2 separate regions of the Homo sapiens genome follow, and region 2 is linked to region 1. Evidence: chromatin loops called from intact Hi-C (ENCODE). Cell type or tissue: heart left ventricle. All regions are shown on one strand. Each heading gives the region's core, and the rest is flanking DNA. Links, peaks and the distances in the headings are about the cores only.

The links. Hi-C counts contacts between places; a loop is a spot of excess contacts. Peaks named below come from ENCODE experiments on the same cell type or tissue, not always from the same donor. Only the 100,000 strongest peaks of a DNase experiment are listed, where the experiment ranks them.
Region 2: it touches region 1 in a loop (2.0-fold over the local background); 3 of 110 quality-filtered maps call a loop at or near these places.

What each region holds. Positions count from the first base shown.
Region 1 is chr3:197,346,325-197,361,525 of GRCh38, reverse strand. No RefSeq gene overlaps it. Among named protein-coding and RNA genes, the nearest start is that of DLG1, 55 kb to the right of the region's middle. In heart left ventricle, for the core only: no CTCF peak of the experiment used is centred there; DNase peaks (open chromatin) are centred at 5,045, 6,635, 8,865 and 10,146; H3K4me3 peaks cover 1,722 bases; H3K27ac peaks cover 4,210 bases.
Region 2 is chr3:197,427,841-197,443,041 of GRCh38, reverse strand. All of the region lies in intron 3 of LOC105374308 (a long non-coding RNA gene), which reads left to right. Among named protein-coding and RNA genes, the nearest start is that of LINC02012, 74 kb to the left of the region's middle. In heart left ventricle, for the core only: no CTCF peak of the experiment used is centred there; no DNase peak of the experiment used is centred there; H3K27ac peaks cover 1,587 bases.

The DNA.
Region 1 (15,201 bases), core at 2,917-10,916:
ACATACCTGAGACTGGGCAATTTACCAAAGAAAGAGGTTTAATTGGATTCACAGTTCCACGTGGCTAGGGAAGCCTCACAATCATGGTGGAAGGCAAGGAGGAGCAAGTCACATCTTATGGGGATGGTGGCAGGCAAAGAGAGAGAGCTTGTGCAGGGAAACTCCCATTTTTTTAAAACCATCAGATCTTGTGAGACTCATTCACTATCACGAACAGTGCAGGAAAGACCCACCCCCATAATTCACTCACTTCCCACTGGGTTTCCCCCACGACACACGGAAATTGTGGGGGTTACAATTCAAGATAAGATTTGGGTGGGGACACAGCCAAACTATATCATTCCACCCTGGCCCCTCCCAAATCTCATATCCTCACATTTCAAAACCAATCATGCCTTCCCAACAGTCCCCCAAAGTCTTAACTCATTTCAGCATTAACTCAAAAGTCCACAGTCCAACATCTCATCTGAGACAAGGCAAGTCCCTTCCACCTATTAGCCTGTAAAATTAAAAACAAGTTAGTTACTTCCTAGATAAAATGGGGGTATAGGCATTGGGTAAATACAGCCATTCCAAATGAGAGAAATTGGCCGAAACAAAGGGGCTACAGGTCCCATGCAAGACCAAAATCCAGCAAGGCAGTCAAATCTTAAAGCTCCAGAATGATCTCATTTGACTCTGTGTCTTGCATCTGGGTCACATTGATACAAGAGATGGGTTCCCATGGTCTTGGGCAGCTCCGCCTCTGTGGCTCTGCAGGGTACAGCCTACCTCCTGGCTGCTTTCACAGACTGTTGTTGAGTGTCTGTGGCTTTTCCAGGCACACGTTGCAAGCTGTTGGTGGATCTACCATTTTGGGATCTGGAGGATGGTGCCTCCCTTTTCACAGCTCCACTAGGTGGTGGCCCAGTAGAGACTCTGTGTGGGACCTCTAACGCCACATTTTCCTTCTGCACTACCCTAGCAGAGGTTCTCCATGAGGACCCCACCCCTGCAGCAAACTCCTACCTGGGCATCCAGGTGTTTCCATACCTCCTCTGAAATCCAGGCAGAGAGAGGTTCCTAAACCTCAATTCTTGACGTCTGTGCACTTACAGGCCCAACACCATGTGGAAGCTGCCAAGATTTGAGGCTTGCGCCCTCTGAAGCCATGGCCCAAGCTGTACTTTGGCCCCTTTTAGTCAGTCTCTAGGCTGCACACAGCACAGAGACCCTGGGCCTGGCTTATGAAACCATTTTTTCCTCCTAGGCCTCTGGGCTTGTGATGGGAGGGCTGCCGTGAAAACCTCTTACATGCCCTGGAGACATTTTCCCCATTGTCTTGGGGATTAATATTCAGCTCCTCATTACTTTCTGCAGCCAGCTTGAATTTCTCCTCAGAAAATGGGTTTTTCTTTTCTATCACATTGTCAGGCTGCAAATTTTCTGAACTTTTATGCTCTACTTCCCTTATAAAACTGAATGCCTTTAACAGCACCCGAGTCACATCTTGAATGCTTTGCTGCTTAGAAATTTCTTCTGCCACATACCCTAAGTCATCTCTCTCAAGTTCAAGTTTCCACAAATCTCTAGGGCCAGGGCAAAATGCTGCCAGTCACTTTGCTAAAACATAGAAGAGTCATATTTACTCCAGTTCCCAACAAGTTCCTCATCTCCTTCTGAGACCACCTCAGCCTAGACCTTATTGTTCGTATCACTATCAGCATTTTTGTCAAAGCCATTCGACAGTCTCTAGGAAGTTCCAAACTTTCCCACATTTTCCTCTCTTCTTCTGAGCCCTCTAAACTGTTCCAACCTCTGCTTGTTAACCGGTTCCAAAGTCACTTCCACATTTTTGGGTATCTTTTCAGCAGCACCCCACTCTTGGTATCAATTTACTGTATTAGTCTGTTTTCACACTGCTGATAAAGACATATCCAAGACTGGGCAATTAACAAAAGAAAGAGGTTTATTTGGACTCACAGTTCCACATGGCTGGGGAAGCCTCACAATCATGGCAGAAGGCAAGGAGGAGCAAGTCATATCTTATATGGATGGCAGCAGGCAAAAAGAGAGCTTGCGCAGTGAAACTCCCATTTTTAAAAAAACATCTGATCTCATCCCCATAATTCAATTACCTCCCACGGAGTTCCTCCCACGACACATGGGAATTGTGGGAGTTACAATTCAAGATGAGATTTGGGTGGGGACACAGCCAAACCATATCACATGTATTATGTCACATAGTTTCTGAAGGTCAGGAGTGACTTAGCTAGGCGGTTCTGGCTTAGGGTCTCTGAGGTTGCAGTCAAAGTGTCATCTGAGAAGCTGCAGTCTTCTGAAGACTTGATGGGCTGGAGGAGCCACTTGTAAAATGGCTCACACATGGCTGTTGGCAGGAGGCCTCTGTTCCTTACTGCGTGAACCTCTCCATAGGACTGCTCACAACACATGATCCAAGTGATCCCCACGAACACGTGATCCAAGAAAGAGAGTGACCAAACAGGAAGCCTCAATGCTATTTTACGACCTAGCCTTGGAAGTGACATATCATCACAGTTGCTGGATTCTATTGGTTACACAGACCAATCCTAATATCATACAGGAGGAGATCCCATAAGGGTGTAAATACAGGAGACAGAGATTGTTGAGGACCGTCTTGGAGACTGGCTATCTCAGTACTTCACATACACAACCTCACTTCATCCTCACAAAACTAGCAAGTAAAGGCCCTGCTTCTCTAGATGAGGTGAAGATGGCTCAGAGAAGTTAAGTGAATTCCCAAGGTCTCTCAGGTAATGAACAGCAGAGCTGTGCCTCCCCCAGGTCTCTCATGCAAAGGCTGCCAAATCTACATGTTTGCACTAACAACCACTCTACTACACCACTCCAACAGGAATCCTTCTTGATCCATTCCCCTGACTCAACGCACTTTGCAGCGGCTAAATCTTTTTTTTTTTTTTTTTTTTTTTGAGATGGAGTCTCTCTCTGTTGCCCAGGCTGGAGTGCAGAGGCGCGATTTCTGCTCACTGCAAGCTCCGCCTCCCAGGTTCACGCCATTCTCCTGCTTCAGCCTCCCAAATAGCTGGGACTACAGGTGCCCACCACCACACCCGGCTAATTTTTTGTATTTTTAGTAGAGACGGGTTTCACCATGTTAGCCAGGATGGTCTCAATCTCCTGACCTCATGGTCCGCCCACCTTGGCCTCCCAAAGTGCTGGGATTACAGGCGTGAGCCTGTAATTTTTTTGAGACCGCACCCAGCCTGCAGCTGCTAAATCTTTATCAGAAAATGTTCATTCCTGATTTGTTAAAGAAAATTTAAACTAGGAATAGAAAGATTTTTCCTTACCACAACCAAATGCAACTCATGATAGTGACAAATATAATACTTAATTAGAAAATATTAGACATGGCCGGGCACAGTGGCTCATGCCTGTAATCCCAGCACTTCGGGAGACTGAGGTGGCCAGATCATGAGGTCAAGAAATCAAGAACATCCTGGCCAACATGGTGAAACCCCGTCTCTACTAAAAATACAAAAAATTAGCTGGGCATGGTGGCGTGCGCCTGTAGTCCCAGCTACTTGGGAGGCTGAGGCAGGAGGATCGCTTGAACCCGGGAGGCAGAGTTTGCAGTGAGCTGAGATCGCGCCACTGCACTCCAGCCTGGTGACAGAGTGAGACTCCGTCTCAAAAAACAAAAACAAAAAAGAAAAGAAAAGAAAATATTAGACATAGGGCCATACCACCCTGAAGGTGCCCAATCTTGTCTGATCTCAGAAGCTGAAACATTAGACACAGTCTTGTTAAAATCAGGAATAAAAATCTCTACCATTACTACTATTATTTAATATTGGGAAGATCTGATTCATGCAATAAAATAGAAATAAGAAGTAGAATTATTCAAAAGGAGAAAAAATTATCATTAGAAATTCCCAGATAATCAACTGAAAACACTTGCTGATATTAATGAAATTCCATCAAAGGGCCGTATCTAAGATACATGGCTCGGAGCAGCTGCCTTCCTGTAGATCAGCAATAACCAGCAACAAGACATAACAAATTGCCCTTCTCCCCCATCTCCCCTGTGCCGCCCGGGAGCCTGTGCTATGGTCGTGCTCATTCTGTGGTTGAGCATTTGCACCTTGTCTTAGTCCCTTTGAGCTGCTCTAACAAAATGCACTAAACGGAGTAGCTTGTAAACAGCAGACATTTATTTCTCACAGTTTCAAAGGCTGGGAAGTCCGAGATCTAGGTGCCTGCAGAGTCAGTGTCTGACGAGGGCCCACTTCCTTCTCACTGGAAACTCACAGGGTCACAGGGGCTCACTAGCACTCTGGAGTCTCTTCTATAAGGGACTCATCTCATCCATGAGGGCTCCCCTCATGACCTCATGACCTCACTTCTCAAAGGTCCCACCTTCTAATACCATCACCTTGCTCATTAGGTTTCCCCCTGTGAATTTTGGGGAGACATACAGTTCAGATCACAGCATGCCTTTTCATGGCTTGTGTGTGGAGCAGGTGGCCTGCAGGTATGCAGCTGAAGGGCTGGGAGGTGCGATAGCTACATGAGGAACCCTCATGCTGGAAGTAAGTGTTCCAGGTAATTCTAGGACTGTCCAACCCCCTGAGGCATAACACGCAATATCTTGCCTGCCGCTTTGGGTTTTCCTTTTCAGAGGAAATAAATGATGGAAGATAGGATTCTGGCAGGAACTGGTCAGTGTCTCACCTATAAAAGCCGAATCGAGTAGAAAGTGCCCCTGGTTTTTTAATCCAGAAGATCTAGGTTGGGGTCCTGGCTCTGGCACTATTCACCCTGTGTCCTTGAAGAGGCTACCCACCCACCTCTGTGTTCTTCACTTTCTCTCCCTGTGCGGGGAAAGTCGGGTTGCCCGTCTCCTAAGAGTCGTGGGGAGAATGGAATACGATGATGAGGGGGAAAGAGCTTTGCAAACGAAAGTACGATGGAAACAGAAAGTGAGACTGTTAGAATCAAGGAGGGCTCCACGCCAACCTGCTGACAAAGACTCACTCAGTGCCAGCTCTCTGACCGGTCCCCACACTCTGCACTTGATCCAGCCGTCACGCTACACCCTGGTTCCACACAGGGCTCACACTTGGGTGAACTGATCCAGCCGTCACGCTACACCCTGGTTCCACACAGGGCTCACACTTGGGTGAACTGATCCAGCCGTCATGCTACACCCTGGTTCCACACAGGGCTCACACTTGGGTGAACTGACAACAGTGAGCTCCTTTGGACCTTGTGGAGTCTTTTTTTTTTTTTTTGAGACAGAGTCTCCCTCTTGTTGCTCAGGCTGGGGTGCAGTGGTGCGATCTCAGCTCACTACAACCTCCACCTCCCGGGTTCAAGTGACTCTCCTGCCTCAGCCTCCTGAGTAGCTGAAATTACAGGCACCTGCCACCACAACTGGCTATATTTTTTTTGTATTTTTAGTAGAGACAGGGTTTCACCATGTTGGCCAGGCTTGTCTCAAACTCTTGACCTCAGGTGATCCGCCTGCCTCAGCCTCCCAAAGTGCTGGGATTCCAGGCATGAGGCAACACCTGGCCCCATGTTGACTCTTGTGGGCAGAGAGGACAGGCACAGGAATGCAATTATCTTGCAAGATTATCCAGACCCAGTTTCCTTATCCAAGGATGAGCTTTGATTTCTCCAATGGCTTTGTTTGTATTGTAATGTCTACTGTGAGGTCCCAGGGTCAAAAGGGCAGCATTTTTTAGATATCACCTCCCTTTTCAACAGAGAGATGGTAGTACATCCTATCTCAGGGCAAGGCTTGATGCCTCTCTTGGGCTCTAGGTCTGGTCAGCAAGAGAGTTGGTGACCCTCGGTAGGTCCCAGGGGAAATGACAACGACAAGCTCCTGCAATGTCTTGGGGTACGAGTGGGCAAATGCCGTGAGTGATGCAGAGCAAGGATGGAGGAAGGGTAGCCTTAGCAGTCATCAGAACATAGAGAGAAACAGGCAGGCACTTGGAGAACACGGAACAGGCCAGGGAGCCAGGAGGAGCCAGGAGCAAGGCCGAGGCTCCGGGCTCAGGGCCCCTCGCATCTTAGGAGTTTAAGGTTGACTCTCCTGCTTAGAGCCCACACCTCTGCAGGCCTTCAGAAGTACCACGCTGAACACCAGATAGGATTTCTCAGGTGAACATTTCTCCACCTGACTTTCCTGCTGTGTTGGGAAACAGAGATTCTACGATGGCTGACTCCAGTTACTAAGCCCTCTCTGCCTAAAAGGAGCCATTCCCCCAGCAGACTAGAAAGTGCGTGTGTGTATGTGGGCATGCGAGTGGTGAGGACAGGGGTGTTGCTTAGGAAATGGGGCTGGCTGCTCCCCATATTCCTGAAATGACAGCAGAGGCCTACATCCACAGCCAAGGCTGTGTGGGCTGCCGTGGATTGCAGACCCCAGGCCTCCTGCAGGCTGAGTATCTGCGCTTGGATACTCCTCCCCCTCAACTGGGTCTGCCCTGGCCACAGGACCCACAGGGTCCCTATCGTGGTCCTGGGAGCGGGGAGCTACGGGGGGAGCCTCTTGAGCTCCCCAGCTTGCCTGCGGGCCTGGCCCTGGATTAAAAGGCTGGCCGCCGTAAACCACAGCTGAAGCCCAGCTGTCCCTGTAAGTCTGCCCGGCCCACTTCCCGAAGCGTGTCGTCTGGAGACGATCCTCAGCTGTCTGCTGAGAGCTAAGAAACTACTTGAGCGTGAAGACTTCTGGTGCAAACGGTGCGTGTCCCCAGCTGAGCCACTGCTTTGTCCTGTCTCCCGCCAAGTCCGGCATTTCTCTTTAGCCTCATCTCCCCCGAAACTCTTTGCTTTTTCTCTCTCTGAATGTGTCTCGTCTCTCCGTCTATAGCTCTGCCTCTGTGTGATTTCGTCTCCATCTCTCTGCATGCCTGCCTGTGTATTCCTCTATGTTTACTTCTCTGTCCTGTCTGTGTGTGTCTGTTTCTGTCTCACTGTGTGTTTGTTTCTCTCTGTCTCTCTTTCTCTGCTTTCAGTCTCTCTCTGTTTCTTTCTGTCCCTTTAACACTCTGCTCTCTCTGTCTCTCGCTTGCTCCCTCTGCCCACACGTCTGTCTGTCCCCCTGTCTCTCTGTGTGTCTCTCCTTCAGTCGTCGTCTCCTTGTCTCTGTCTCCTTGTCTCTCAGACTGCCTCTTAGTTTCTCTCTGTACCGCTGTCTCTTTCTGTCTGTGTGCATGTCTCTTTCAGTCTCTGTCTCTTTGATTCTCTCTGCCTCTCAGACTCAGCTCTCTGTCTCTCGTTCCTTCATTCTTGAATAAAGTGCCCAGGGGAAATGTCCAGCAAGAACAAGACCCTCCCCGGACTCCACAGAACAGAGTAGGGTGGACTGCTAGGCTGGGTCCATGTGCCAGGTTGGCTCAACAGTTTTGCTGGGAATTCCCCTCTGGCCACAAGAAGCCATGGCCAGGGAGGGAAAGTGTCCAGCAGTGGATTCTGGGCCTGCGAAGCCAGGCTCCATCTAAGCTTACTTAAGAAGCAACAGTAATAGACCCCCCACCCCCCGCCTTAGGGAGCAGCAGAAAGGTGATTACATGCTGTGTCAGCTAATCCCGTGAAACCCTGTGTCTCCCTCCAAGGAGTCAAACATTCTCAGTCCTTGTATTCCTCCATCCTTCCAAGTGGCAGGAAAGACCTTCAGAAACCAGTGTCTGAACAAAATGCCAGCAGGAAAACCACAGGTCTCTGCTTTATCTAAGTGAGTGGGAAGAAGGGCTGAGGGATGGATCAAGAATTAATGAGGATACAGTAAGTAGAACAATGTACGACTCCATAACCTGAGAGCTTTTGAAAGGACAGCTGGAGCCAGTGCTTCTGGCCGTACATACCTGTGATCAAGTTACACCCTCTCCCCACAAAATAGCCACCTAGCAACCAATACAATATGAATCAGAGTCATAATCACGGCCATTTCTCTTGAATCAGGGGTCCTGCCAGCCACTCTTCATGTATCTGCTTAGTCCATCCTACCAAAAACTCTAACAGTCACCTCCCCATTTTACAGATGAAGAAACTGAGGCTCATAGAGGTTAACTTGCCCGAAGTTACAGTTAGTGAGTAGAAGAGCTAAGATAAGAACTTAGGACTGCCAGGCTCCCAGCCAGCCTGCTCGCCTCCCTGTCAGTCACTGTCACCTCACTGTCACTGTCACTGTCACTCTGAAGAAACATTCTGAGTCAAGTAGAGATGTTCTTTTCACATTTGAGTGTCCTTTTCTGTAGGTGGATCAGAGTATAGAGACATCTGGACACAATTAAGCAGCAGGTCAAGCTGACCTCCCTTCCCTGCCTTCCAGGCAGCAGGTGGCTTCTGAGCATGACCAGCAGCAATGCTGTTCCAATCAGTCCAGGTAGCGCAGGCCCACGGTCATGTCTCTGGAGCTTCGGCAAAATAGTTCACTTGCTGTGCCTGCAGCTCACCAGTGGTCAAAAGAAATCCATTAAGAGCTTAAGAAAAACATGTAAGAGAAAAATTCATAGTTGAGAAAATTCTATTATGCTGTGTTTCTTTTGAATTGGGATAAAACCGACATTCTACACATCATCATGGCAGAGCACTTTTCCACCAGACTTGACCTCAAGGCCTAAGAACAGAGGCAAGAGTCCACCGAAGACTCCTCGTCCGGGGCAACAGCAATTAGGAGGCGTGCATGTGCCTTTCAGGTCTCAGGTCAGAGAAAATTTCGGAAACAAGGTAAAAAGAAAAAGGGAAGAAAGACACTCAGTTCATTCCTCTGTGAATGCCCCACTCCTTCCTTCAGTGGAGAAAGAGGTCTCATCCTCAATCATTGCTCCTGCAGACACAGCGGGGGCAGGGCAGCATGGAGGAAAGCCAGGCAGTGCAGCGTGCTGCCACACTCACAGATATGGAAACCTGCCGAGGCTCTCTGAGTTAATCTCCCCTGGCCATGACCTCATGGGAACAAGATGTGTGTATTTTGTGCCAGGATGAGACTGTGGCTTCACACACAAAAAAAGTTTATGAGGTTTAAAATAACTCATTGCTCTGATTGTACCACAGTGACCCAGAGAGCACACACCCAAAAAGGATTTTGGCCCAATTGCCAAGTTGATGGTCTTTATAGATGACATAAACGGGATTCCGTTCCATTCTTCAAATACTTCCCGAGTTCCTACTGTGTGCCAGTACTGAGCTAGACACTGAGGACACGAAAATAAATCCGCCATGCCCTCTGACCTGAGAGAGCCGATAACTCCAGGCAGGGATATCAAATAGAAACTCAAATATCTATCTTCAGCATATATATATACATATATATTTTGAGACACAGTCTCACTCCAGGCTTCAGTGCAGTGGCATGATCTTGGCTCACTGCAACGTCCGTCTCCTGGGTTCAAGCTATTCTCCTGCCTCAGCCTCCTGAGTAGCTGGGATTACAGACATGCACCACCACGCCCAGCTAATTTTTGTATTTTTAGTACAGACGGGGTTTCACCATGTTGATCAGGCTGGTCTCCAACTCCTGACCTCGTGATCTGCCCGCCTCTGCCTCCCAAAGTGCTGGGATTAAAGGCGTGAGCCACCACGCCCGGCCCCAGCAGATATTTTCTGAGGGCCTACTACATGCCAGACATTCAGAACTAGCGATTACCAAAATGGTAGTCTAATGGCAAATTAGACTCTCTTTGTTGACCAGCTAAACCAGATTCAATTCAGTTTCATGGACAAGTCCCTATCATTTAGCAACTTTTAAAATGCTGTCCTTCCTGCTAGACTGTAAGCTTCATGGGGGCTGGGGCTACACACATGCCTTGTTCACAGTGTGTCTTCAGTGCTGAGATGGTGTCTGAAGACGGTGTCTACAGACGGTGAGTGGTCAAGAAATCCATGAACCTGGGGAAGTTCCTAGGCTATGGGGGGAGCACAAGATGGAGAAGGGATGAAGAACAAAGGGTTCACTCACAAATTATCCTCTCTCTCTCTCTGTCTCTCTCTCATGCACACACACACACACACACACACACACACACACACAGAGTCAATTAATGACATAGAGTGAACTGTAGGCCTCAAACTGCCACGGCTCACAGAAATTGTCATGGTTCCCAGGCTCTGAGCCATCGCGTGGCAGATACCTTGGTTGGCTCTCTCAACACCCACTTCAGCCCCTTGCCCTTGCCATCATGACCACAGAGTCTAGAAAGCTGAAGTACTTAACTTCCCAGCCTCCCTGGCAGCTAGGGATGGCCATGTGACATAGTTCTGGCCAGTGAGATGTTGGCGATGTCTCTGGGCAGGGCCCTAAAACTAGGGACCCTAAAACTAGGATGGTTGCAGTGGTCTGGAATCTTTGGAGTCTTCCCTGCTTCAAGAACCCGAGGACTAGGTTTGAGGGGGAAAGAGGTGGCACCGAGGGAGAGCAGAAGCTCACGTCCTCGGGATAAGTCTTAGCTGCTCTCTGACCCACTTCTCCTTCCTCATCCACCCTTTCTTATTGTGGCAGCCTCCCACCTCCTCTGCCTTCCGTCTTCATGCCAAACACATTTAAACAATTTGGGGCGGAATAGTATTTGTTAGTTTCGGGCTCTGATTCTCCACGGGAGTGATCTTCAACCAAACAGAAAAGATAATGGTAAAATACCTCATTCAGATTTACTTCAAAATAATATGAAATGGGAAGTGAGTGGGGTTACCGCTGCAGCAGGATTGGCTCTGAGTTGATAATCGCTGGAGCTGGGTGATGGCGTTATTCACAACAGCCAAAAGCTGGAAGCCACGTAAGTATCCGTCGACAGACGAACAGGTAAACACAATGTGGTGTGCACAGTGGAACACTCTTTAGCCTTAGAGAGGAGGGAAATTCCAACACATGCTGCAGCATGGACGAAACTCGAGGGCGTTGCGCTAAGTGAAATACGCCAGTCACAAAAGGCAAATACTGTATGATTCCACTCACAGGAAGTAGTTACAATAGTCAAATTCCTGGAGACAGAATGTAGAATGGCGGTTGCCAGGGGCTGGGGAGGGAGGAAGGGGGATGTGTTGTTTAATGGCTGTAGTTTCAACTTTATAAGATAAAAATAGTTCTGGAGATGGTTGCAGAACACTGTGAGTGCAATTAACACTACTGAACCATATCCCTAAAATGGGTAAGATGGTACATTTTATATCTATTTTACCTCAATTAAAAATTTTAGGCCGGGAGCGGTGACTCACGACTGTAATCCCAGCACTTCAGGAGGACGAGGCGGGTGGATCACTTGAGACTAGGGGTTCAGGACCAGCCTGGTCAACATGGTGAAACCCCATCTCTTCTAAACATACAAAAATTAGCCAGGTGTGATAGGCACCTGTAATCCCAGCTACTTGGGAGGCTGAGGCAGGAGAATCGCTCGAACCCGGGAGGCAGAGGCTGCAGTGAGCCAAGAAGATCACGCCACGGCACTCCAGCCCAGGCGACACAGTGAGACTCTGTCTCAAAAAACAAATGAAACAGCTCTGAGGTAGTGATTCAGGGACTACCTGACTCTAGAGATCGGAAAACCTGAATAGAGTGTGAAGACACGGGGATTCTGGGACAGCAGCAGCTTAATGTGTCTGCCTTCCCTCCACATAACATACCATTCCAGACACTACCCACCACCTCTTCCAAGCCAACTTGTTACTGCGGCCAGCAGGTAGGCAAGAGCCTGAAGGAAATATGCTGGGTGGTGAAGTGGGGCTTCCTCCCCTCTAAGAGAGCCTGGACGAGATTCTAAGGGAAGTACCGCTCTGGCCACATACACATACTTGTCTCCTCAGCCCCCAAAAAGCTAAGGAGGAACTGAACAGGTGAGCTGTGAGACCCAGGGGCAGCTCCTCTTGCTCAATAGGGAATGCCTACTGGTCTGCCTGCTCTTACCTGGACCTCCAGGGACCGACAGCACCGAGGCCCCTCCACAACCTGTGGTTTTCTAGCTGCTGAGCCACAGGGGTCAGGCAAAGAAAGGAAACAACATACCAAGGAGGCCGAAGGCGCAAAGGGAGGAATGCACCAAAATTCCAGAACGGGCTTCCGGGGAGACAGAGCACAGTGCAACAATAACAACAGCAGAAGAACTCAACGAATATGGCCTGAAACTTCAAAACATTCTTTTTTTTTGAGACAGAGTCTTACTCTGTTTCCCAGGCTGGAGTGCAGTGGCTCGCTCTCGGCTCACTGCAGCCTCCGCCTCCTGAGTTCAAGTGATTCTCCTGCCTCAGCCTCCTGAGTAGCTGGTATTACAGGCGTGTGCCACCACACCTGGCTGATTTTGTATCTTTAGTAGAGATGGGTTTTCACCACGTTGGCCAGGCTGGTCTTGAACTCCTGACCTCAAGTGATCCACCTGCCTCGGCCTCCCAAAGTGCTGGGATTACAGGCGTGAGCCACCGTGCCTGGTCAAAACATTCTTATTTAACCAAAAAGTGAAATGGATAATTTAAGTGGAAAGATAGCCAGAGATAAGGCTTGAATTCGTGGCTTGACGGATGAATGTGAGGAATACTGCAAACCACAGAGCAAAATGCAGAGGGGTAGAAACTGTCGGGGAAAATGGGAGCCATTTGCAGGGCAGATTTAGGAGACCTAACAGGGGACCAATAACTGAATCAAAGAGGACAACAGGGACAAAAGACAGCGGCCTGACAGATACAGACTCACGGGTTATAAAGACTGCAGCCTTGGAATTGTGTACCTAGCCAAGCCATCATTCACCCACAGGAGTGAAACACACACACACAGACACACACGTATGCAAGGATTCAAAAATTACATCGCTCACATGCAGTCTCTGAAGAAAAGAGTTTTAAAGACCTCAACCAAAATAAGCCCGGCGCAGTGGCTCACGCCCTATAATCGCAGGACTTTGGGAGGCCAAGGCGGGTGGATCATTTAGGTCATCTCAGAAAAAAAAGAAAAAAAAGACTTCAACCAAAATCCAATGAATTCTAACAGAGAAGAAAAGAGGAAACAGAAGTGAATGATAAATCACGCTTAACTATATATGTGTAGATATACATACATATTTAACCATATATACCCACATATGTGTGTGTATATATATGTATTTATGTATGTATTGATATATACATATGTATTATTAAATATAAATGGATAATGACAGACTGTCTGGAAATGTGTAACACTGAATAAGGATTCTTGAAATAGAAGTGAAACACTGCAAAGGAAATTCTCAACCTCCTGAGCAGCAGGGATTACAGGCATGCGCCACCACACCTGCCTGATTTTGTATTTTCAGTAGAGACAGGATTTAGAAAGAAAAGTGCTAAGCGGTTTCAGCTGCACCTAGACGCTGGCAACAGGGCGTGGGGAGTAAAAGCATCCCACAGACTAATTGGGGTGACAGGAAGAAAATGGGGAAAGTAACGGTATTCTGAATGTCTCATTGGTGGAGGAAAGAAACACCTGAAGGGGAGGAATAGTCAGAGAATAGTGTCTGAGTGGAGAAATCATATCTCGTATCCCTATAATACTAAAGAAATAGAGTTTGATTATGAACACCAGGAAAGGAAAGGTGATATAACCATTCGCGGAATGAAAATGTCCACATTAATAAGGGTGGAAAGCAACCTGAGCAAGCCACTAAAATTAAGAAAAAAAATCATTAGAAACATAAGCTGGAAGGAATAAAATGAAATACAACAGTTGTACACTATTGTTGTACACTATCTCTGTGTACACAGAGAATGAACTGAATTCTCTCTTTAAAAGGCAGAATATAGACTGGGCTAAAAAACCAAAAATCTATCTTTTTTTTTCTGAGACGGAGTCTCGTGCTGTCACCCAGGCTGGAACGCAGTGGTGTGATCTCCGCTCACTGCAACCTCCGCCTCCCGAGGTTCAAGCGATTCTCCTGCCTCAGCCTCCTAAGTAGCTGGGACTACAAGCACGTGCCACCACGCCCGGCTAATTTTTGAATTTTTAGTAGAGACGACATTTAACCATGTTGGCCAGGTTGGTCTTGAACTCTTGACCTCAGGTGATCCACCCGCCTTGGCCTCCCAAAGTGCTAGGATTACAGGCATGAGCCACCACGCAGCACAGCCACAAAAACCTATCTTAATCCTGTTTATAAGAAACAGACTTTAAATGGAGTGATAAAGGAAAGTTTAAAGTCCAGGAATAGATCCATGCAGATGGGAAATTTTACTACATGGTAAGAGTGCCATTTCACATTATTGGGAAATAGATGAGTATTTCCACAAAGAATGCTGGGACAATCAGATATTCATTTGGAAAAAAGCAAATTTGGATTAAAAGGAAATCACCTGGGCCGGACACAGTGTCTCACGCCTGTAATCCCAGCATTTTGGGAGGCTGAGGCAGGTGGATCACCTGAGATCAGAAGTTCTAGACTAGCCTGGCCAACATGGTGAAACCCTATCTCTACTAAAAATACAAAAGTTAGCCTGGCATGGTGATGTACGCCTGTAATCCCAGCTACTCAGGAGGCTGAGACAAGAGAATCACTTGAACCCAGGACGTGGAGGTTGCAGTGAGCCAAGGTGGCGCCTGCACTCCAGCCTGGGTGACAGAGTGAGACTCCAGCTCTAAAAAAATAAAAATAAAAATAAAGAAATCACATGAAGCAAAATAGACACACTCAAGAAAATTAAAAGACAAGCAACAGATTCAGATAAAATGTTTCCCACATATATTTATTAATAATAGACAAAGAAGTAATAGCTATAATGTGTAAAGATATCCTAAAAATCAATAAGAAAAAGGCAAGCTACCAAATATAGCAATGGGCAAATAATATGTACATTTCACAGAAGAGAAAAGCCAAATGGCCAACAAACCCATAAAATGATGTTCAACCTCACTTGGAATAAATGGGAAAAAGCACATTAAGGCAACGCCTTTTTTCTCTCATTGGATCGACGAAAATGTTAAAGATTTATAATATCAAGTGATGGCAAGGGTTTGGGGGAGTATAAATACAATCTCTCTGGAAGTCAATTTGACATCTAATGTAATTGTTTTGCTTAAATCTAATACAACCTTAAATGTGCCTTTCTTTTGACTCAGAAGTTCTACTTCCTCTCTTTATTCTAGAAGAAGGCATGTGCAAGAAGCAATGTGCAGGATGCTTACGCCTGTAATCCCAGCACTTTGGGAGGCCAAGCTGGATGGATCACGAGGTCAGGAGATCAAGATCATCC
Region 2 (15,201 bases), core at 3,364-11,363, 81 kb before region 1:
TCCTCGCAAACAGGAGCTTTAATAGGACTGAACGCTATTCACTGAATGCTGTCTATTCCTAGTGGGCAAAGTTGTATGGATTTCCCGACATCTTCATTGTCCTGGTCCATCTTCTTCGCTCAGGCCACTTCCTCAACTTTCTCAGTCAAACCGTCTCTTTTTGGGAGGTCCAGAGGTGTTGCACAAGACTCAAGGAGCTCTACACCAGGAGCCAGTGGTCCTGGCCTGGACCCTGACCTGTCTCCATGGCTTGTGTGATGCTGAACTACTGGTTGAAACTCTCAAAGCCTCCATTTTCTTGTTAAAAGACAGGTGGAGTGAGGTAGGGAGTAGTGTTGGAGATTTAAGGCCTTCTGAGTTGTTTTGTTTTTTTTTTTTCAGACAGGATTTTTCTGTGTCACCCAGGCTGGAGTGCAGTGGGGCAATTACAGCTCATTGCAGCCTTGACCTCCCTGGTCAAGCAATTCTCCCACCTCAGACTCCCAAGTAGCTGATTCTACAGGCATGCGCCACCACAGCTAGCTAATTTTTTAATTTTTTTGTAGAGATGGGGGTCTCACTATGTTGCCCAGGCTGGTCTTGTACTCCTGGGCACAAGTCATCCTTCCATCTCGACCTCCCACAGTGCTGGGATTACAGGCATGAGCCACCGCACCTGGCCATCTTTTGGTTCTTCACATCTGTGTTTTTGCAAAGGCTTTGGTATTCCTTTGCCATCTGCCTTCTCCCTCCCCACTTTAACTATGCCCCTTTCTGATCCCAACCCTCCACCAGCCCCTCTTGCCTCTCTAGCTCCCAGCCTTCACCTCTCACCTCTCTCCCCTGTTCGTTCTCAGATACATTTTCTCCTAAGAAATGTTCATACCCTGCTAGCCTCCTTCATGGAAACAACTGTTCTCGGTATGCAGGGTCTCCCCTCCTCTCCTGACCTCTCCTGACCCTCCTCTCAGTCACACAATCCTCTGAGGTTTTTATCAAGTAAGTGGAAGCCGAGTGCTTTGAAGTAACTTGATTTGCCCTGAAACCACCTCAAATTCTTGGGGCTTCTCTTGATCAGGAGTAATTCTGGGCTACCCTGGAGCTCTCATGGTCACACAGGATCACAGGCTACCCCAGAGTCCTCTAGGTCTTCCCCAGATCTGCTTCTTAGGCTAGGAGAAGACAGGAACCAACAAATCTCTTCTATGGCAGATTGCTATGCCTCTCACCCTTTCCCCTGTCAAATCAAGCCCACAAGGATTTCTTTTTTTCTAAGAACTGTAGGCTACCACCTCTGCCTAGACTCACTCATGTATCCTTTCTTTTTTCTTTTTCTTTCTTTTCCTTCCTTCCTTCCTTCTTCCTTTCTTTCTTTCAGACAGGGTCTCACTTTGTCACCTAGGCTGGAGCACAGTGGTGTGATGTCAGCTCACTGCAACCTCCGCTTCCCGGGCTCAAGCTATCCTTCCACCTCAGCCCCCTAAGTAGCTGCAACCGCAGGAGTGTGCCACCATGCCAGGCTATTTTTTGTGTGTTTTTGGTAGAGATGGGGCTTCCTCATGTTGCCCAGGCTGGCATGCATCCTTTCATGCATTCACTCACTCATCAAACATAAGGGGAAATAGCTCAAGGATTCCAAGATGGGTATGTGCAAAGACCTGGCCTTCCAGATAATGATGACTGAAGATCTGGAGACAGGGCCCATCCCCTTCTAACACACACAGTGGTGGAAAAATGGGACTAGAGGCCGAGTTAGGGTTAGGGGAGGTTTTGCCTGAAGCCTTTTGCTGAAGCTGTGATCACTCCATTGCAAGGTTGTTTGCAAGTACACGCATTCCTTCCGACACAGCAGCATATACAGCAAAGCATGAAAATCAATAGGACGAGAAAGACCAAGGATTGTGCAGTGATAAATAGGTGTATTTATCAGCTTGCCCTTCTGTCTGAGCTCCCTGTCTTTCCAGGCCACCTTGCCCTCCTTTTCTCTCTAGAACCCATCTTGCTGCAATTCACAGGGGACAGTAAGAGGGTGGAAGACATCCCTGAGGGGACTTAGTGCATTACACATGGGGACCCCCACCATGACTTTGCCTAAGTCAAGCAGCGAGATGTCCTGTCTTCTTATGATGTCATACGCTGAAGTATTCTTTCAAACTTCTTGTTATCTTGGAACCACATCCATTTGCTCGATATCTTTTTGGTTTGTTTGTTTGTTTGTTTTTTGAGACAGAGTCTTTCTCTGTCACCCAGGCTGGAGTACAGTGGTGTGATCTCGGCTTGCTGCAACCTCCACCTCCCAGGTTCAAGTGATTCTCTTGCCTCAGCCTCCCAAGTAGCTGGGATTACAGCGGGCCACCATGCCTGGCTACTTCTTGTATTTTTAGTAGAGATGGAGTTTCACTATGTTGGCCAGGCTGGTCTCGAACTCCTGACCTCAAGTGATCTGCCCACCTTGGCCTCCCACGGTGCTGGAATTACAGGTGTGAGCCACCCAGACTAGATATCAATTTTTAGTTCTGAAGACACCCCAATTATTTGGTGTCACGAGTAGTCATAACACTAGACCATATTTTAAGGAACTCTTAGATAAAGAAAGACCAAATACTTGATAAAGATATGTAATGCAGTGGCAAATTTATGTACAACTGCTCAGAGGTGAAAAAGAGTATGTGGAGGTTGTTCTATGACTGGCCTAATCTTTCTTGAGAGTCCTCTCCCTGTTGTACAGTGCAAGTAAAGATCATGAGCACTTGACAATGAACAGTAACTCATTTGACTTCAGTTTTGAGAGGCTCACTGGGGCAAATGCTCAGAAGTGCTGATTTCTCTCCCGTCCCCCTGTTCTTCCCCAAGATGGCAGCAGGGTGGATGGGGAGTAGCCTTGGAGTTCTTGCTTGTCCTGTGCTGGCCTCTGGGTCTTTGTGGGTTCCTGTTGCTGGCCAGGTATTTGATTGGTTTATGATTTCCACAGTGGACCTTGTGGTTCAGTCAGTGCCTAGCGCACCCCCTTGCTGACTCAACACCTTCTGAGTCTCAGCTACATACCCCTCCAGCCTAAGACCACCCTATTCCTCAACGTGGATCCCGCATGTGAGGCCCATTGGCTTTTGCCTCAATGACCATCTCTATGTCCCAAGGGGTACATAGGAACCTCTGGGCTCTTCCATAGGGAACCTATGCTCCCTTGCGGGAGCATTGACACAGGCCTCTCCCCGCCTCACCACCGTATGTGAGCATTTTTCACTCTTAGTATGGCTACCCCCTCTTAGTGGTGGGGCCTGCAAGCTGATCTCACAAATGCCACCGTGGAATGGAAGGCGTGTTAAAAAAAAAAAAAATCTTTGCTTTTGCTTTCCCCCAAGACTACCTAACAACCCCTAATCCTAATCCACAGTCTTGGATTTCAAGCTTGGGGGTGGGGCTGGGGGGCCAAAAATCTCAGGTCTGTTTCCTTCCCCTATTTCTCTCTTTTCCTTCTCGCAGTGTCCACTGGAGCAAGAAGGGGAGGCTCTCACCTCTTTGCTTTCTGTTATGTCTTCCATCGTCCATAGGGCAGTGACCCTCATGGCTTGGCCACAAGAAAAGCAGGCATCTTCTCTAAACTATGGAAGAAATCATGAGGTGGGGCCCCCAGTCTTTTGGTATGGGAGATGCCAAACAAACAGGAAATAAAGACACAATTGCACTCCTTTACTATCTCCCGAATAGCTCCATTATGTTTTACATTTATGTATGATTCCTAGTCTTTCTCCAGATGAGTATTGTTGTCTAGGAAGACATAAATGTTAGGCAGATAATATATATTTTTAATTTCTACTCTATGAAAGTCACTATACTGGGGAAGGGGAAAACAAATGATAAGACATGGTCTCAGCCCCCAAGGAACTAACATTCTATGAACTGTGATAAATGTAAACCAGGAACGGAGGTGCAGCAGGAATTGTAAATGCTTGCATGGTGCAGTGCAACAGCTGACGCAAGAGGACTTGGTGTGCTTTGAATGAGATGCAAATTGAACGGGGATTGAAGAAGTCACAGATGACTAAAATGACTAGGATTTCAAGACTGGATGTCAGGCATATGGAGGTTTGGAGGTGATCTGGTTTGGTTTTGTATGCTCTGCTGCTAGAATTGTAGCTCTAATTGCTCACCACACACCAGGCCTCGTTCCTGGCTGCTCCTCGGAGTTCAGTGCACATGAGGCTGATGCGTGGATTTGCCCCCTACATGCCTGACTGGTTTTTAAAGAGAAAACAAGTCCATAGCAAAACTTGACTCTTTCAGCGTTTGCCAAAAAGACAAAAATGGCTTTTGAAAACCCAGAGCTCACCTCCCCTTTTCCCAGCTTCATCATTGACAGCAGCAATGATGCTTCATCATTGACAGCAGCAGCAACAGCTACAGCTACAGCTTAAGATACAGCTAGAGCTCAAACAGCCCCAGACATGGATTATGGAGAGCCAGCAGGGCTCCACTGTAACCCCAGACACGGATTATGAAGAGCCAGCAGGGCTCCACTCTAACCCCAGACACGGATTATGGAGGGCCAGCAGGGCTCCACTCTAACCCCATACACGGATTATGAAGAGCCAGCAGGGCTCCACTCTAACCCCAGACACGGATTATGGAGGGCCAGCAGGGCTCCACTCTAACCCCAGACACAGATTATGAAGAGCCAGCAGGGCTCCACTCTAACCCCAGACACGGATTATGAAGAGCCAGCAGGGCTCCACTGTAACCCCAGACACGGATTATGAAGAGCCAGCAGGGCTCCACTCTAACCCCAGACACGGATTATGAAGAGCCAGCAGGGCTCCACTCTAACCCCAGACATGGATTATGGAGAGCCAACAGAGCTCCACTCCAACCCCAGACACGGATTATGGAGAGCCAGCAGGGCTCCACTCTAACCCCAGACACGGATTATGGAGGGCCAGCAGGGCTCCACTCTAACCCCAGACACGGATTATGGAGGGCCAGCAGGGCTCCACTCTAACCCCAGACACGGATTATGGAGGGCCAGCAGGGCTCCACTCTAATCCCAGACATGGATTATGGAGAGCCAGCAGGGCTCCACTCTAACCCCAGACACGGATTATGAAGAGCCAGCAGGGCTCCACTCTAACCCTAGACATGGATTATGAAGAGCCAGCAGGGCTCCACTCTAACCCCAGACATGGATTATGGAGGGCCAACAGGGCTCCACTCCAACCCCAGACATGGATTATGGAGGGCCAGCAGGGCTCCACTCCAACCCCAGACATGGATTATGGAGGGCCAGCAGGGCTCCACTGTAACCCCAGACATGGATTATGGAGAGCCAACAGGGCTCCACTCCAACCCCAGACACGGATTATGGAGAGCCAGCAGGGCTCCACTCCAACCCCAGACACGGATTATGGAGGGCCAGCAGGGCTCCACTGTAACCCCAGACACGGATTATGAAGAGCCAGCAGGGCTCCACTGTAACCCCAGACACGGATTATGAAGAGCCAGCAGGGCTCCACTGTAACCCCAGACACGGATTATGAAGAGCCAGCAGGGCTCCACTGTAACCCCAGACACGGATTATGAAGAGCCAGCAGGGCTCCACTCTAACCCCAGACACGGATTATGAAGAGCCAGCAGGGCTCCACTCTAACCCCAGACATGGATTATGGAGAGCCAACAGGGCTCCACTCCAACCCCAGACACGGATTATGGAGAGCCAGCAGGGCTCCACTCTAACCCCAGACACGGATTATGGAGAGCCAAGAGGGCTCCACTCCAACCCCAGACACGGATTATGGAGAGCCAGCAGGGCTCCACTGTAACCCCAGACACGGATTATGAAGAGCCAACAGGGCTCCACTCCAACCCCAGACATGGATTATGGAGAGCCAGCAGGGCTCCACTCTAACCCCAGACATGGATTATGGAGAGCCAACAGGGCTCCACTCCAACCCCAGACACGGATTATGGAGAGCCAGCAGGGCTCCACTCTAACCCCAGACACGGATTATGGAGGGCCAGCAGGGCTCCACTCTAACCCCATACACGGATTATGAAGAGCCAGCAGGGCTCCACTCTAACCCCAGACACGGATTATGGAGGGCCAGCAGGGCTCCACTCTAACCCCAGACACAGATTATGAAGAGCCAGCAGGGCTCCACTCTAACCCCAGACACGGATTATGAAGAGCCAGCAGGGCTCCACTGTAACCCCAGACACGGATTATGAAGAGCCAGCAGGGCTCCACTGTAACCCCAGACACGGATTATGAAGAGCCAGCAGGGCTCCACTCTAACCCCAGACATGGATTATGGAGAGCCAACAGAGCTCCACTCCAACCCCAGACACGGATTATGGAGAGCCAGCAGGGCTCCACTCTAACCCCAGACACGGATTATGGAGGGCCAGCAGGGCTCCACTCTAACCCCAGACACGGATTATGGAGGGCCAGCAGGGCTCCACTCTAACCCCAGACACGGATTATGGAGGGCCAGCAGGGCTCCACTCTAATCCCAGACATGGATTATGGAGAGCCAGCAGGGCTCCACTCTAACCCCAGACACGGATTATGAAGAGCCAGCAGGGCTCCACTCTAACCCTAGACATGGATTATGAAGAGCCAGCAGGGCTCCACTCTAACCCCAGACATGGATTATGGAGGGCCAACAGGGCTCCACTCCAACCCCAGACATGGATTATGGAGGGCCAGCAGGGCTCCACTGTAACCCCAGACATGGATTATGGAGAGCCAACAGGGCTCCACTCCAACCCCAGACACGGATTATGGAGAGCCAGCAGGGCTCCACTCCAACCCCAGACACGGATTATGGAGGGCCAGCAGGGCTCCACTGTAACCCCAGACACGGATTATGAAGAGCCAGCAGGGCTCCACTGTAACCCCAGACACGGATTATGAAGAGCCAGCAGGGCTCCACTCTAACCCCAGACACGGATTATGAAGAGCCAGCAGGGCTCCACGCTAAAGAGGGGAAGGAAGATGGAAGATACTCTCTTTAGGAGCTGGTGGTGAAGCCAGGAGGCCCAGCACTCGGCGGTGCATTAATGCAACAAGTATTTATTGAGTGCCTACTATATACTAGGCTCTGTTCTAGGCATTGAGAATACAGTGGTAAGAGAGAGAGACAGAAAAGGACTACATTCTAGTAGAAAATATAAACAATAAATAAGTAAAAAACAAATATAAACATGAACTATAAAAATATCAGAGTGGTAAGTGCTATGCAAAAAATTAAAATAGAGTGATGGGCTAGAGAGAAGTTGAGTGGCCCCTTTGGAGGAGTTGGTCAGCGAAGTTCGGCAAAAAATATACTTCTTGTGGGCTTCTGAGTTGAGCATAAGTAACTCTATACTTATTATTGAAGTAAATTGTATTACTTGTCTCCACATGCCTTAGAGCTTTTGTGTGTAGTTTTTTCTGACATTTACAGTTTGTAAAGTATTTGGCAATAATTTAATAACAGGCCACGCTTGTTTTCTCTTAAGCTTCTATTATATTGGATTAAGATAGTCCAGTCTACTTCCAGTAGAAGTGGATGGAGTGAAAGATGTTGCTTCTTTGGCTCAAACTGCAAATAAGTCTGATAACCTTGCATAGAGAGCAATTTCCATGAAGAAAAATGGGGGAAGCAATCAATTCACTAAAGGAGGAATCAGAGGAAAGGAAATGAGGGCATTGGATATAGGAAACAGGGACCACAAGTTGGGAGCAATCTTCTCATTCTACTTGATGGGAACATTATACCTCCTTTCTTGTCTGTCATTTAATGGAGCTAATACTGAGCCATGGGTCATTTCCCCGTAAAACAACCTCTTGTTTTCTCTGAAAGGATCCTCTCAGGAATACACAATGCTTAATAGCCTTGCTCAGACACTCAGTCTAATGGTGACACCCTAAAACAACAAGCATATTGGCAATTGCAAACTAAGGTTTCTGAGACTTTACAGAAAGAATCACCAATAAGAGAGTAACAAGCCCAAGGAAAGGTCAGCTCATGCCAGTTTGGAGGCTGGCCTATTCCCGCCGAGTAGGCAGATGCAGCCATCTCCTCCCCAAGGGAGGACCACTAATGAGCGCAGCTCTGTGATTTAAAGAGCTATCGATTTGTCCGTGACATTCAAGTATTTCTGAAGAACAGGGTTTGAAATATGCTGTTTCATAGCATTTTACCCCAAATGGCCGCATCGAATAGAGATTGGAATAATATATAGAAATGAAAGGCACCGTATTCCCTTAAACCTCATTATCCTTTTGATTAGCCAATTCACATTCTGTTCAACATTCTGCTTAATTTGCTTTTTCTGTATGGTGAGATCAATAACTTTAAGTGTTGTTTCTCGAAGTTGCTATTACTGGTGGGAGACTCAACAAGTTAACAGTCACCACGTGTAATATCAGTAGCTTAAGTGCACAATACCTAGCTGGGCATGGAGGCGCGTGCCTGTAATCCCAGCTACTTGGGAGGCTGAGGCAGGAGAATTGCTTGAACCTGGGAGGCAGAGGTTGCAGTGAGCTGAGATCGCACCACTGCATTCCAGCCTGCACGACAGAGTGAGACTCCATTAAAAAAAAAAAAAAAGTACAATACCAAATGGGAGGGATCTGAAGTGATTCTTCCTTTTGTCTTCCCTGTGAGAGGGACAATTTGCTGACTTCTGAGGGGAAAATCTAGGGGAAGATTTGTAAAAGTCATCTTCTAGTATAAAGAGATACTTGTGTTTTGGCTTCTCAGAGGACTAGAGCCCTCATTGCCAAGCGGAGACAGGAGACTATGTGGAGAGAGGAGACTAGTTAAGTGGAGAGAGTTATGTGGAGAGAGGAGACTAGTTATGTGGAGGGAGGAGACTAGTTATGTGGAGAGAGAAGACTAGTTATGTGGAGGGAGGAGACTAGTTATGTGGAGAGAGGAGACTAGTTATGTGGAGAGAGTTATGTGGAGAGAGGAGACTAGTTATGTGGAGAGAGGAGACTAGTTACGTGGAGAGAGTTATGTGGAGAGAGAAGTGCTCGTTGGCTAAAGGAAGACACCTTCTTCATGCTGTTTGGGTCAGTCAATAATAGGAAGAGTTTCTGCTTAGCAGGGAGCTAAAGCTGAGGTTTGACATAGCAGAGCTGCCGTATGTGAAAATGGAGGTGGGAGTAGTGGCGGGCAAGCCCTCTTCCCAGCCCAGCCCACAGCCCCTTCTCAGAGAATCAACTCCCTGTCTCCCTGCTGAGTCCCCTCAGCACTCACTCCCTTAACCGTCTGCCACAGCTGATTAGATCGTGGGCAGGCACGTAACTCCAGCTGGTCCAGTCAGACACGTTCTGACCTAGGAATGTAAATTTGGGTCGCGGAAACTTAGATTTTTTTTTTTTTTTTTTTTTGAGATGGAGTCTCGCTCTGTCATCCAGGCTGAAGTGCAGTGGCACAATCTAAGCTCTGCTCACCGCAATCTCTGTCTCCCAGGTTCAAGTCATTCTCCTGCCTCAGCCTCCTGAGTAGCTGGGATTGCAGGCATGCACCACCACACCTGGCTAATTTTTGTATTTTGAGTAGAGACAGGGTTTCACCATGTTGGCCAGGCTGGTCTTGAACTCCTGACCTCATGATCCACCAGCCTTGGTCTCCCAAAGTGCTGGGATTACAGGCATGAGCCACCGTGCCCGGCTGGAAACTTAGGTTTCTGATAAGCACTTGAACTATGGGTTGGTTATTGCTATGGTTTGAATGTATGTGTACCTCCAAAACTCAACTGTTCAGATCTAATACCCAACGCGATCGTATTAAGAGGTAGGGTCTTTTGGGAAGTGATTAAGTCATGAGTATTCTACTCTCATGAATGGGATTAATGCTCTCATCAAAGAGGTTGAAGAGGGCACCCTAATCCCTTTTTGCCCCTCCATCTCTTCTGCTGTATAAGAACACAGTTCATCGCTTTTGCTGCCTTCCACCACGCAACAAGGCTTCATCTTGGAAGCAGAGAGTGAGCCCTCACCTGACACTTAATCTGCTGACATCTTGATCTTGAACTTCCCAGCCTCTAGAACTGTGAGAAACAAATTCCTATTATTTACACATTACCCAGTCTAAGATATTTTGTCACAGCTGCACAAACAGACTGAGACAGATAAAAAGCTAGTATCAAGGCACCCATGTTCAGACATGGTTAAGTGAGCAAAGAAAGATAATAATGAAAGCAAACGCTTGCAACGTGCCTGGCACTGTTCAAAGAACTTTACATATATTGATTCAATCTCACAACAATCTTATGAGGTAAAAGTACCATTGTTATCTTTATTCCCACTTTACAAATGAGGAAACTGAAGAACAGAAGCTTAAGGAACTTGCCCAGAGTCACCAATAACTAAGTCGTGGGGCTGGCATTTAGCACCCTGGCTTGGAGACTGCCCTTAATCACATACCACATGCTAAACTGTTCTCTGGAGAGAGAGAGAGAGATTGAGAAGGCATGTGCCTTAGAGAGCCAGAAATAAAAGACAATATAGCTCTAGAGAGAAAGAGATTTGGAGAGACAAGCCAGTCTGGCTCTTGTCAGCTTTGCAGTTTCTGGCATTAATTCCTATGAAGCCTGGCCTCATTTCCTGTCTTGGGGCTCCACCAGATCCCTCTATTTCTAATCAATGTTCTTTTTTGCTTATGTTAGCTTGAATGAGTTCTGTTCATTGCAACTAAATGCTCTCTGACTCAAGAAGTTGGAAAATGAAGGAATATTTTCCAATAGGGGGTCTGCTAGAATTGTGTTATGTTAATCAGCTACAGAAGTATGTGAGAGATGTTTTAATTTTGCTCTTTTAAAAGTTCACACAGTATACTAAGCAAGGATGATCTAATTGCTTTTATAGCCAAGAGTAAGTGATTCCAATTTGTCCTGTCTCTGTCCAATGACTGGGACCAATGCAGTCATGGCTGCCCTTCCGTCTGGTGGAATTGGAACTGAATTACAGGGATAGAATTTTGGAATGGGAGTAAATTAAGAACCAATCAATCAGAAGAAGAGTATAGATGATGTATCCGTAATGAGTCTTAATTTTTATTTCTTAGTTAATGGGTTTTAATTATTGCATGAGTTCTCCATTGCTGCATTACAAATCATCTCAAAAAACTCAGTGGTTTAAAAAAATCATTTTATTATCTTTCATGGTTTCTGTGGATCAGGAATTCAGACAGGCCAAAGCAGAGATGGCTTGTCTTTGCCCCACAATATCTGGGACCTCAGTTGGGTGTGGCTGAGGGCTGGAATAATCTGGGGGCTGCCTTCCGCTCATATGTCTCGCTCTGGTGTGACTGTTCGCTGGGACCTCGCTTGGGCCATCATCCAGAATACCTACATTTGACTTCTTCATGTAATTTCTCACATGACCTAATGGGTCTTCCCCATAGCGTGGCTGCTGGGTTCTAAGAACAAGCATCCCCAGAAAGAGCCAGATAGAAGCTGCATCACTTTTCATGATCCAGCCTTGAAAGTTGCATGGCATTCCTTCTGCCACAGTCACAAGCCTGCCCACCCTAGGAGGTGGGAGTGGAGATCCCACATTTTGAGGGGAGAAATGTCAGAGTCACATAGTTAGAAGATAACATTGGATGGGAGTTGTTGTTGCAGACATCTTTGGAAACTAGCATCACGGCAAAATACAATGACAAATGTTGACTTAAAAAAATACATTGTGTGGAAGCCTATAAGCCTCCTATTTCTTTAAAAAGCAGAGCACTTGGTAAAGTTTTAAGTAGCCTGATTATAATTTTCATCACTTGAAAGAAACAAGTAACAGCAAGAGGACCAGCAAAGAACTGTGAGTTATGTGAAAATAATAACAGCTTGGGCCAGTGTCCATCCTATTAAAGCAGGATGTGTGTCTTCAGACTTACAGACTTGAGGAAAGCAGATTTCAAAACATTCAAAACAGATGATCTCATAGTGAGAACCTCTGAAAGGGAGTATGGCTAAGAAAGGATGGCTCTAAAAATAAAATTCAGAACCTAAAATTGCAAATGATCCTAATGAGGAAGAAAAGAGACATCCAAAGAAAACAGCATTTCTGCTGATGAGCGCCAATTTGAAGAGAACACACACAAAGATGGAAGGAGGGGCACAAAATCAAGGGTGTATACAGAAGAATGTCACAAACTCTTACGAATCTCAGAGGAAATCAAAAGCATAGAGAAGGTTGACGTTTCAAGGGTTGAGGGAAGCTAAAGATAAATCATCAAAAAGACCCGTTTGACTGTGTGTAGAAGAACAGGGAAAGAACAGGCATAATCCACTTTCAAACCATAATATCATCTGTTAAAACAACTAGTTAGCCTACTAGATGATGACACAATACGTCTGGAAGAAAGAAAAGCTTCAATGCAAACACAATTTTGTAACATTTCCTACAAGTGACAGAGAGAACGTCAAATGAGTTCCCTAGCAGCCCCAGAGGGACGAAGCTCTCTAGGAGCCGAATTTCCTTTGTGGGGCAACGTATGTGGAGACCTAAGGCAGCAGTTGGGGTAGCAGAGGGCCTTCTTTTTTCTTTTTTTCTTTTCTTTTTCTTTTTCTTTTTTTTTTTTTTGAGACAGAGTCTTGCTCTGTCGCCCAGGCTGGAGTGCAGTGACACGATCTTGGCTCACTGCAACCTCCGCCTCCCAGGTTCAAGTGATTCTCCTGCCTCAGCCTCCCAAGTAGCTGGGATTACAGGCGCTTGCCACCACACCTCACTAATTTTTTTGTGTATTTTTAGTAGAGATGGGGTTTCACCGTGTTGGCCAGGAAAGTTTTGTTCTCCTGACCTCGTGATCTGCTTGCCTTGGGCTCCCAAAGTGCTGGGATTACAGGCATGAGCTACCGCGCCTGGCCGCAGAGGTCCTGCTGAGTCAGGGTATCTGGCTTCAGGATGTGGCTTGAGCAGGTGACTCTGGGTGAACTGGGATTGTGCTGCTTCTCTGTTTAAGATTCTTTTATACCACAGTGGGAGAGTCTTAGATAATTTTTCAAGTCCCTTCAAAGGAGAAGATGCCAGGATTTGGAGAGCTTGTGTGTTTCATCTCTGTGAACACCCTGTCATGGAGGGTCTGCACTAACTAGTGTGCTGGGTCCATGCTGAATAGAAGAGGGAAGTAGGCCTGGAGAGTCTCAGAGTAATGGCGGCTTCCTGGTGCTCCTGCTCCTACCTAACTCTTGGTGTCTCCTTTCAGGACTAGGTGGGGAGTCTCTGGGGACTGAGGCACTTCCAGCCCTCGAATAAGTATTCCCAGGAAATGTACCTTCACCCCCAAGTCCTAAGCAGATCCCAGCATGTCCAGGCAAAAGTAGGGAGTCGTATTGAGAACAAATGAACAAATGGATGAGGCTGTGACCTGAATTGATGCCACACACCTTGCAGCTTCTTCCCGCCTCCCTCAGCTCCCCGATATCTCAGACTCAGAGTTTAGGGGGAGCTTCTGATGCTCTGGATGGGGACTATTACTTGGGTGGGAGGGAAGGGAAGGTTTACTGATAACATAAACATGATCCTAGCAACTTGTAGATGTTAACTAAAACCTGTGCACAGAAGATCAGAGAATTTCTCTTTTGAAGGCTGAAGGGAAGAGAGAGCAAGTTTGTCTCCTCTGCTGCCAGAACAGAGCGGGGCACCCTGAGTTTATCCCATCTTTGTCCTGGTCTGTTCCTATTGACAAGAGAGGCTCCAGGTCTCACCCCCTATCCCCCAGGTAGGAGGGTAAGCCCACTGCACTGGGGTTTCTAATTTCGGGGGTAATCCCTTCCTTCCATGCCAGGCAGGAGGGTGGGGAGACCCCTCTATCCAAGTCTTTGATCTGGGTTGGAGCAAAAGAGAAGGACTTCTATAAAACTGTCAGGGAGATGGGAAGGGGGCTTGAAAGAGAGGTTGTAAATGGGCAGTTCACCTTTGATCACCCGCCCCAGATCCTTTTTATAGCCCAGGATTATGGGTTTAGAAGTGCGCTTCGTGTGTCCCCGAAGGAATCGTGTGACTTAAGAACATTGTTCTTAAAGTTCTTACATTGTTCTGAAAGTTCAGAGAGACTGCACACAAAGGACTTTCGTTTTCATTAAAAAAGGAGAAAGAAAAAAGAAAAAGAAAACATCAGCTCAAATCATGCAGCGATCCCTAAGTTAGTAATAAACTGGAAACCCAGTCTGTTTCTTTCCATGTAATAGGATACTTTCTGGCCTGGTAATTCCACTAAAATCTATTAAATGATGAAGGTACAAGATATATTTTTATTCCCCATTCCCCTGCCCTCCAGACAAAAGAAGGAATTTGCTGTCTATTATTGCTAGATTTTTATTTCCTGCTGTTAAAACGTCAGAGAAACAGAAGCTTAATTGTCTGAGTTTTGTCACTTGGGTATAAAGAGATGTTAGAGCTGACTGCTAATTTCCAATTTGTTTAATGTGTGTGGTCAAATACTTCGCAGACAAACTGATTCATCATGGCTGTATCTCTGTGTGTTTCCACACGTCTCTATCCCCTCCCACCTCCATCACCACTCAAAGAGAAGGAAAGTTTGCAATCTGTTGTTCATCTTAAACTCTGCTCAGTCTTTTGCTGGGAAATATAAACAGCTTCCCGCCAGTGTTGAGGGAAAGTTTGTGATTTAGGAGAAGCAAGCGTCTTTTCAATGTGGCTGGTTGTAGCCACCGCCCTTCTCCTTGCTCAGTGAGCCCTGCTCTCTCAAGCAGCATAGCTGTGAACAGCCCTGTCCCCAAGCCGCACTAGTTGCCACACCCTGGGAACGCCCCTTTTCCTGCCACAGCCCTGGCTTCCCCTGCGTGTGCATCAGCTGGAAGGCTAAGTCAGATCTCTGTGAAGCTGGAAAGCTTGCCTGGCATCTGTCACATTTCAGCTGCCACCCAGGCCCATTCCAAGCCCACTGGAGTCACGTGGAGCAATCTCTTCCTTGTCTAATAAGCACCTTTGTTCTATGATTCTTGGTACCTACCTCCTTCTCCAGCATCTTTGGCCCTCACTAAGGTGGAAGCAGAATCCACTACTCCCTTAGCCAACATTGAGCCATGGGGCCCAGAGAGTGGGTCGGCAGCAGGTCTAGCCCAATTACAGAATTACCCAGTCCATCATTGTCTCCGAGTGGGGACAACCAGCATCTGCTGGACAGTTAGGACATTCTTTCTTGCGGTGAGATGGCGACAGAACTAAATTCCTGCACAAGTCACCGACAGCCATATGCGAGGGTCCCAGGGCTG